Linked DNA regions of Homo sapiens: region 2 is linked to region 1. The links are chromatin loops, found by intact Hi-C in ENCODE. Cell type or tissue: CD4-positive, alpha-beta T cell. All regions are shown on one strand. Each heading gives the region's core, and the rest is flanking DNA. Links, peaks and the distances in the headings are about the cores only. Region 1 has its middle 51 kb from the start of LINC02230. Region 2 overlaps LINC01386 (long intergenic non-protein coding RNA 1386).

Region 1 (4,397 bases), core at 270-4,269:
GAAGAAGCCATATAGAGAGGCCCATGTGTCAAGAAACTGAAACCTCCTGCCAATATCCATGTGAGTGAGCCATCGTGGAAGTGGATCCTCCAGCCTCAGTCAAACCTTCAGATGACCACAACCCCGGCTAACACTTGAGCCATAACCAACCAGCTAAGTCACTACTGAATTCCTGACTCACAGAAACTGTGAGATAATAAACGTTTATTGTTGTAAGCTGCTCAGTTTGGGGATAAATTGTTACTCAGCAGCATATAACTTAATATTCTGGGTAATTAAATAAGCCTTCCCTTAATTTTAAAGGTAAGAAGTCACCTTAGATTTATCACTTGATGTTTTTCAAAGGAAAATATGTGGTCCTCACCACAATCCTGTGGAATTAATAGGGAAAGTGTCTTTTCAGAAAACAGATCGCAAAAGAAAAAAAGAAAAGAAAACAGATAGATCATCAGACAGACTTACTCAAGCTACCGGAGGGCCAAAATTAACAGAAAAAGCATTCAGGATCTTTTTCATATGCCTTGCCAGTATCTCTGTTAAGAAGTTGGCTTAGGCAGAAAGACCCTGAGAATCAATACAAAATAAAATAAAAATGAGAAAAATCCTTAAAGCGTCCCTAACATAAAAATATTTCCAGGCTGGGCAGAGTGGCTCATACCTGTAATCCCAGCACTTTGGGAGGCTGAGGCAGGCACATCACCTGAGGTCAGGAGTTCAAGACCAGACTGGCCAACATGGTGAAACCCCGTCTCTACTAAAAATACAAAAATTAGCAAGACTTGGTGATGCGCACCTTTAATCCCAGCTACTTAGGAGGCTGAGGCATGAGAATTACTTGAACCCAGGAGGTAGAGGCTGCAGTGAGCTGAGATAGTGCCACTGCACTCCAGCCTGGGTGACAGAGCGAGACTCCATCTGAAAAAAAAAAAAAAAAAAAAAAAAAAGTCTGTTTCCTCAGAGGCAGTCAGCATCCTATCACACTTCTGCTGCTGTCAGGCCTCTGCCCCCTTCTGGTTCTCACAGTGCACATGACTTTATGGTCTTGCATCTGATTCAAAGTTGTAGACAGTCATCAATTTTGAGAACATTCATGTATTGTGAACAGTGAAACTGTTAATGGTTATGGTGTTTATAGCTTGGGTTCAAACAGGAAACTAATAAAGATAAAATCACTGTTTGATAAGGTGCTCAAACCCCAGTCAATGGAAAGCCTGTTGCACAACAAGACTCTGACTCCATCATTGGACCCTAGATCCATTCTCAGAAAACACAGTTAGGAGGGAGTTAAAGTGAACAGAGCTGATGTGTTTCTCATAGAACTAATAATATCAAGATGATAAGTGCTACTTTTGGACAATAATGATTGAGTGAGTGAGCGAGTGGCTGAGTCTGCTTTTTGTGAGGCATTAGCTCTATAGAGTTTGTTTTGGTTTCCTGTTTACTTTGAAAGAGCAAGCAAAATCTTTGGGGCCAAAACTGATCTGACAGAAACCTCAGTTGATGACCTTGGCTTGAGTTAGGGCAAACTCTTGCAAACGAAGCCTTTTCTTTCCTCGAGAGGCAGTAAAGTTGTACTATATATGGCCTTTCACGAGCAGTCATCTGCATCAAGGAACTTGGCAGAAAGGCAGCCTGAGTTTGTTTCTTAAAAGTAATACACATTAAAGTCTGGAATGGGCTGCAGAGCACATACCCATCTGCAGCCGATGTTGCTACAGGTGTAGGATGTTGTGGTTTCTAACAACTTACATGTGTTCTCTAAACAATACCTCGAGTGTCTTTTTGTTTCTGGCCTGTGTGGTTTCCTGCATTTCCGGCAGCTGATCCTATGTAGAAAGGCAGCTGCCTGCAAAGTATTACTGAAAATTATGTATGAAGACACACATGCAGAAAATGGTGTTGGCTCTGAAAGAAGCTCACCCTGAGCTTGGAGCAGGATGGAGCCTGGAGTACTTGTTTGAGAAGCTGAAATAAGCACAGTGTTACTGACATCCAGGCCCCAGCAGCTTCCCAGCACCCCCAGGAATTCCTCTAGCTCCCAAGCCCTTGAACTCTGCAGCAGGCTGAGTTCTATTCCTCAGAATAGAAATTTGGATTAGAAATAAGAGAGTAGTCCGAGGGCTAAGAGAAGGGAAGGCACTCATTAGGTGAGAGCTCTTGCCAGATTCCACAGTGCAAGCAGGGGATGTTGAGTTTTTTGTGTGAATCATCCAAGTAATAAATCAAGCGTTGGCTCTGGAGCCTTAATCTTGGGAGCCAGTGATATCACTGGGACACAGCAAAGTGACAGATGCCCAGAGTGTGGAACTGAAGATTAGTATCTTAGAGGGCCAGGTGACGCTTTAAAAAGCAAGCGCATAGATAATCCTGAGCCCTGTCTATATACAGTCAATTCACTAAGACATTCATCAACACCTGCCAAGCTAAGGGACCTCTCTTACTCCCTCTCCATTTGCCCTACATAAAAGCAATGAAGTGTGTGTATATGAGTAGGCAGTTGCAAGCCCCTTCATGTAAACTATTATAACAACTTTAAATTTTTTTCTTTCAAAAACAGTTTTAGGAATGGGAGGCAGATTAAACTGTTTCCCTGCAGGGATGTGTTCATCCAGTTGGCTGCTGAGAAAAGTGACCTGGCAGAATCCTCGTTCCTGACGCCACAGGCTAGGCACTCCTTAGTGGACTAATGAAGTGTGTGCTTCCCCATTCTGTCCCAGTGTTGTGAAGGAGACAAGGGAAATGAGAGGTCAAAAAGGGCAGCTGGCAGGGCAATCCCATGGCTGTGCCACCAGGCAGGGGAGGGAGTGAGTTCTCCAAGTTTCAGGTCCTCCTCTTCTATCCTGGGTTAGGGTCTCTCCTGCCTTTTGTAGCTTCTTAGTTAATTACCCAGCAATCGGCTGCAGGTGAATAGGTGAAGTGATGAAGTGAGAGGCTGAAATCCTGCCTAAGACTCTTAGAGTGTGAGCATAGGCCCAAGCACTTAGGACTTCTTAGGCCTTCTGGCCATCATATGGCAGTCATGTGAAATAAGGACTCAACCTCTCAGATATTGGAGAGGACTGATAAAGGCATTATTTTCTTTTTAATTTAGCAACTTACAGTAGGCCTTAGACTCTATGTATGTCAGGAATGTCTGGGAAGGTTTCTCTGTAGAACATTAGTTCTATTTCTTTTCTTTAAAAAATACATTAAATGTCTGGGCATGGTGGCTCACGCCTGTAATCCCAGCACTTTGGGAGGCCAAGGTGGGCAGATCACGAGGTCAGGAGATCAAGACCATCCTGGCTAACACGGTGAAACCCCGTCTCTACTAAAAATACAAAAAATTAGCCGGGCATGGTGGCACGTGCCTGTAGTCCCAGCTACTCTGGAGGCTGAGGCAGGAGAATCACTTGAACCCAGGAGGCAGAGGTTGCAGTGAACCGAGATGGTCGAGATGGTGCCACTGCACTCCAGCCTGGGTGTGAGAGTGAGACTCCGTCTCAAAAAAAAAAAAAAAAAAAAAAAACCATTAAATTGCTTAGTGGACTTCCAATAAAACATGGCTAGTTATATACACATATTTGCCTCTACTCCCTCCAGAAAGTCCACTAAAATGACAACTAAGGGATTAAATGAAAGTTAAACAAAGAGAAGAAGAGAAACAGTAACAACATTTAAAAGCCAAAAACCATTGGAGGAATGGTAATGACTTAGCCGACCCAAGAAAATAAGAAAAGCTGGGAGGCAACCTGATTTAAACCACGGAATCCCCAAAAGGTACAGGAATGGGCAACACCAGTTACCTCTAGAAGGGGACTAAGGATGGGGCTAAAAATAAGAGGACGGGTTGAGGTTGTTAAAGAGTCAGACCCAATATCTCCTCTACCACTCTGGCAGAAGACTGGAAACTCATTCCCTGACAAAGATAAGGCAAAGGATCTGTTGAACTGGGGAACAGCAAGAATAGTGAAGATGAAAAACTATCCTGAAAACAGGAGCAATGAGTGAAAGCCGACACACTGAATGTTGAAATTACCCCCTCACTGTATTTTGCCCCCCTAGTGAAAAGAGACTTCTTTGGGAAATCTGGACAGTTTAAGAGAAAAGCTATGAGACTGATATCAGGCATTTACCTATGAAATGGCTCAGCCAGATCACCCCGCTCTAAAGGGAGTATCTTGAGCCCTCCCTTTGCATACAGAGCCTTCCATCAGATCTGTAGAGCCCTATTCCTACATATGAACAGATAGCCAAGGATTACCTGACATTTGAGGAAGACTTCTTAGAGGAAAGCAAGAGGCCAGATTATCACACACCGGGGCCTGTCGTGGGGTGGGGGGAGGGGGGAGGGATAGCATTAGGAGATATACCTAATGTAAATGACGAGTTAATGGGTGCAGCACACCAACATGGCA
Region 2 (4,397 bases), core at 230-4,229, 66 kb after region 1:
CGCCAGCCCCTGGCAACTACTATTCTACTTTCTGTCTCTATGAATGTATCTACTCTAGGTACATCATCTGAGTGGAATCATAATCACATTTGTCCATTGTGTCTGACTTATTTCTCTTAGCATAATGTCTTTAAGGGTCGTCCTTGTGGAAGCATGTATCAGAATATCTTCTTTTTTACGGCTGAATAATGTTCCATTGAATGTATATGCCACATTTTGTTTATCCATCCATCCATTGGTGGACATTTGGGTTGCTTCTCTTTTTCTGTTAGTTTTTGAACCTCCACTCACTTAGTTCTTTGTCTATTCTGCATGCAGTAGACACTGATAAAATGTTTGATATATTCATTTTCCTCTATCTTTTTCACCCCAGAAGCCCTCAAAGGAAGCCCATTGTCTTAACAGAGCATACACATTGGGGAAGTGAGGGGGGACGGTTTCTGCTGACAGAACAACATAAGGGGGATTCGCCCTTCTGGATTTGAAACCTCAACTTGTTCACAATTTTGAGACTTTCAGGTTCAGACTCTGCACATCACCTTCAGTAAAAAGGCATAAGTCGGGACTCCTCCAGAATTATTTCTGGACAAATTTGTGATCATCCCTACTCCCACCCCATGCTTTTACACCCTTAGTCCCCCTCCTTATCTGTCCTGATCCTTGGGAGCCCCAAGATGATCTAAAATTTTTCTCTGGCTGTCTAGGGCACTCCACTTCAGCATTCTCCTGTGGTGTAACATTACCTGCCACTCATGCTGGTTCCCATGCGCCAAGCTAATTTCAACAACGGGTGAAGTGGGTATCTCCATGTGATGGCTGAGGAGACAGATTCTGGGTGTTGCTACTAAGCCTCATGGAGGCAGCCATGACAGAGCAGAGCCTTCTGTCCTCCTGTTCCAGGTCAGCAGCCTCTCCCAAGGCAGGACTCCATGGGCCAGCCTCTTTCCTCCCCCACCCTGCTTCTTCAGGCCAGCTCTTATTTGGTCTGACAATAAGTCTGAGGTAAGCTGTTACTGGCTGACGGTGTTTGGTGCCTTTCCCAAGAATGGGTACATTTTAACCTGGGCATCCTCTTGATACCACCTTAATCAAGGTTCCAGTGGTGGGTCTTTTATAGAGGGTGTGGTTGGGAGATGAGATTCCTTTGTGAAGAAGATATTTTAGTGGCCTCTAGGTCCCACTAGGCAGCTTGTGCTTGCACGACAATTCCTTAAACAAGCATTTCATGGCCTGAGCAGGGCTCAGAAATCCTCAAGAATTCAGAATGTCAGCAAAAGTCCAAATCTGTGTTTCATAACACCAAAATTATTTACATGGACTCAGAAATTTTCCTTACATTGTTAACCTGGACTGGTCCTCCCATCCTAACACACACCCACACACAGACTTACTTAGCTCCGCATCTAAGTGGTTTGTAGTGGCACATGTTTAGATTTTGTACCCCAAAGCTCAAAAAGTATTTTTTATCATGAATTTAACTGAAAAATACACATATTTCCATTCCAGAGAGGACTCCTCTTGTTGGGGGCTAACTTCAACACCAGACTCTCCTGAGTACATCTTTGCAGCTCTATAAACTTCTGGTATTTGTTCACATTGTCTAATAATTTCCTGGAAATAGACTTAGTATTTTTAGTTATAAGAAGAATTGAAAAATAATATTGCTGTTCTAGAAGAAGGCATTTATTTATTTTGCATTTGTACTTCACCCAGAGGCTGGCTGTGCAGACAAATCTCTCTGCTTGGGAACGACAGGGCTCTCTAAAGTAACTCTAGGGATGCAGCTGTCTACAAGTCACACTGAAAATGAAAAGTATGTTTATGAGGTCATGAGAAAGTCTTGTCATAAGTTGTAATTTTGTGTGTGTATTTAAAAGGTATTTGGTGACCAACCTTTTCTGTCTCACACCCGCACACACACACTATTGCCTGATTTCCAGGCTTAAACTGAGACTGAACTATCACCTGTCTGTTACGCATATGCAAACACACTGAAACCTCATTGTCTACACTCAGTGTGGCACTTCACCTGATACCACCATCTGACACCAGGCTGCAAGTCATAGGTTGCAGTCAGGTACATACACCCCTTTGCAAGAAGGCATTCTCAAAACCTTCCACTAGAGGCACGTGTGAGCACCTTTGCTAGAAAGCTTTGGTCGGCTAGCCTTCCAGAGCAGAAAAAACTGGGAAGGGCCTGAACCCAAAATTTACATAAAAGTAAATACAAATAATGAATGATTCCCTACTCTTCAGAGACATGCAAAATAGGAAAGAGAAAACTCTATCAGATTAGCAAACTACATGAGGATGATGAACATGATGGTAGGAATTCAATTACACACTGCCTGTGGAACTATAAAATTGTACAAACCTTTCAGCAAACAATTTGGCAAAACAGAGCTTGTATCTTAGTGTCCGTTCCCTTGAATCCTTTCATTCTAAGATTCTATTTTATGGAAATAACCAGAAATATGAGCAAATATTTATGTTCAAAATGTTTGCGGCAGTTTTTTTTTAAGAAGCAAAAAAAAAAAAATAGAAACATTCTAAATGCTCGGGATTAAATATATTATTCTCATGATGGAATATTTTGCAATCACTAAAGCGAGGTCCGTGAACAGTTTTAATAACTTGAGAAAATCTTAAAGTTAAGAGAAAGGTTCAGATAGAAAATTACATACAGTATTTTCTCAATAATTCAATGTACTAAACATGCAAAAGACTGGAAGAAAATACAATAAAATGTCAATTGGTTAACTCTGGGTGAAATTATGGGTGGTTTTCATTTTGTTATTTATATTATATTTTTCTATGTTTTCCAAATTTTTCAGCCTGAGCAATTTCCAAAGTGCTGAGTTGAGACAGCTGAGGAGCACAATTAGTGTAAAAGAAAGACTACAGATGGAACAGTTCATATCATTTGAAGCATGATTATAGGAATAGACATCAAGAATTTAAAGCAAGCATAATACATATATCAAAGAGGGAGGGGACTTATTAGTAACATTAAGCAAAAGAAAGAAATAATTGTTTTAAACCTAGTGGAAACATTAAGTATGAAGAAAGTAATAAAATAAAGGGCAAATAGATGGAATACATAGCAGAATGTAGCACAACAGTGTGACTGTTGTCAATAATAATTAATTGTACATTTTTAAAATAACTAGAAGAGCATAGTTGAATTGTTAGTAACACAAAAGATAAAAGCTTGAAGGGATGGATACCTTATTCCCCATAATGGGATTATTATGCATTGCCTGCATATATCAAAACATCTCAGGTACCCCATAAATATATACACCTACTATGTACCCACGACAATTTTTTAAATTTCTTTTTGTTAAAAAAAAACCCTCATCTGGAGCCACAACAATTTAATTTTTAAAAAACAAATATGAAGCAGAATAGATACAACTGAAGAATGGACTGGGTTTGAAGAGTTTGAGGAGCTCTTCCAAAAGCAGCAGGAAAAGACAAAATTCTGGCTCATGAAATCAATTTAGTGCATTTTGACCACAACTGAAAGAGAATAGAACAGAACAGAATGGGATGGGTTAGGATAGAAAACATCACTGCACAGCACATAATAATGCTAAGAATAGTTTGTGAAAACTTTATTTCAGTTATTTTTATTTTTATACTTTTGTGCGTGTGTATGTATACTGAGTTTCTATGTAAAATGATCTCTTGGTTTCCTTGAGCCCAGAAGTTCGAGACCAGCTTGGGCAACATAAGAAGACCCCATCTGTACAAAAAATAATAATTAAAAATGAGTAAAATAATTTCTTAGTGTGGGTTACAATAAAAAAGTTTGAAAGCTCCTCTTTCATTTTATTTATTTTAGATCCAGGAGGTACATGTGCAGGGTCGTTACATGAGTATATTGCATGATACTGAGGTTTGTGCTTCTATTGAACCCATCACCCAAATAGTGAAAATAGTACCTAATATGCGGTTTTTCAACCCTTGCCCTCTTCCCTAATTTTGGAGTCCCCAGTGTGTCTATTGTTCCCATCTTTGTGTCTATGTGTACCCCATGTTGAGCTCCCATTTATAAGTCAGAACATGTGGTATTTGGTTTTCTGTTTCTGCATTAATTCATTTAAGATAATGGCCTCCAGCTGCATCCATATTGCTGCAAAGGACATGATTTCATTCTTGTTCATGGCTGTGTAGTATTCCATGGTGTATATGCACCACATTTTCTTTATCCAGTCCACCATTGATGGGCACCTAGGTTGATTCCATGTCTGCTATGGTGAATAGTGCTGTGATAAATGTAGAAGTGCAGGTGTCCTTCTGATGGGATAATTTCTTTTCCTTTGGATATATACCCAGTAATGAGATTGCTGGGCTGAATGGTAATTCTATTTTTAGTTCTTTGAGAAATCTCC

What was found. Hi-C counts contacts between places; a loop is a spot of excess contacts. Peaks named below come from ENCODE experiments on the same cell type or tissue, not always from the same donor. Only the 100,000 strongest peaks of a DNase experiment are listed, where the experiment ranks them.
Region 2: it touches region 1 in a loop (3-fold over the local background); 12 of 110 quality-filtered maps call a loop at or near these places.

Annotation. Positions count from the first base shown.
Region 1 is chr5:73,386,268-73,390,664 of GRCh38, forward strand. No RefSeq gene overlaps it. Among named protein-coding and RNA genes, the nearest start is that of LINC02230, 51 kb to the left of the region's middle. In CD4-positive, alpha-beta T cell, for the core only: no CTCF peak of the experiment used is centred there; DNase peaks (open chromatin) are centred at 1,004 and 1,774; H3K27ac peaks cover 331 bases.
Region 2 is chr5:73,452,520-73,456,916 of GRCh38, forward strand. LINC01386 (long intergenic non-protein coding RNA 1386) reads right to left here. Exons shown (of 5, transcript NR_126410.1): 5 at 1,671-1,800. Among named protein-coding and RNA genes, the nearest start is that of FOXD1, 5.9 kb to the left of the region's middle. In CD4-positive, alpha-beta T cell, for the core only: CTCF peaks have their summits at 2,148 and 2,355; a DNase peak (open chromatin) is centred at 2,092; H3K27me3 peaks cover 2,597 bases.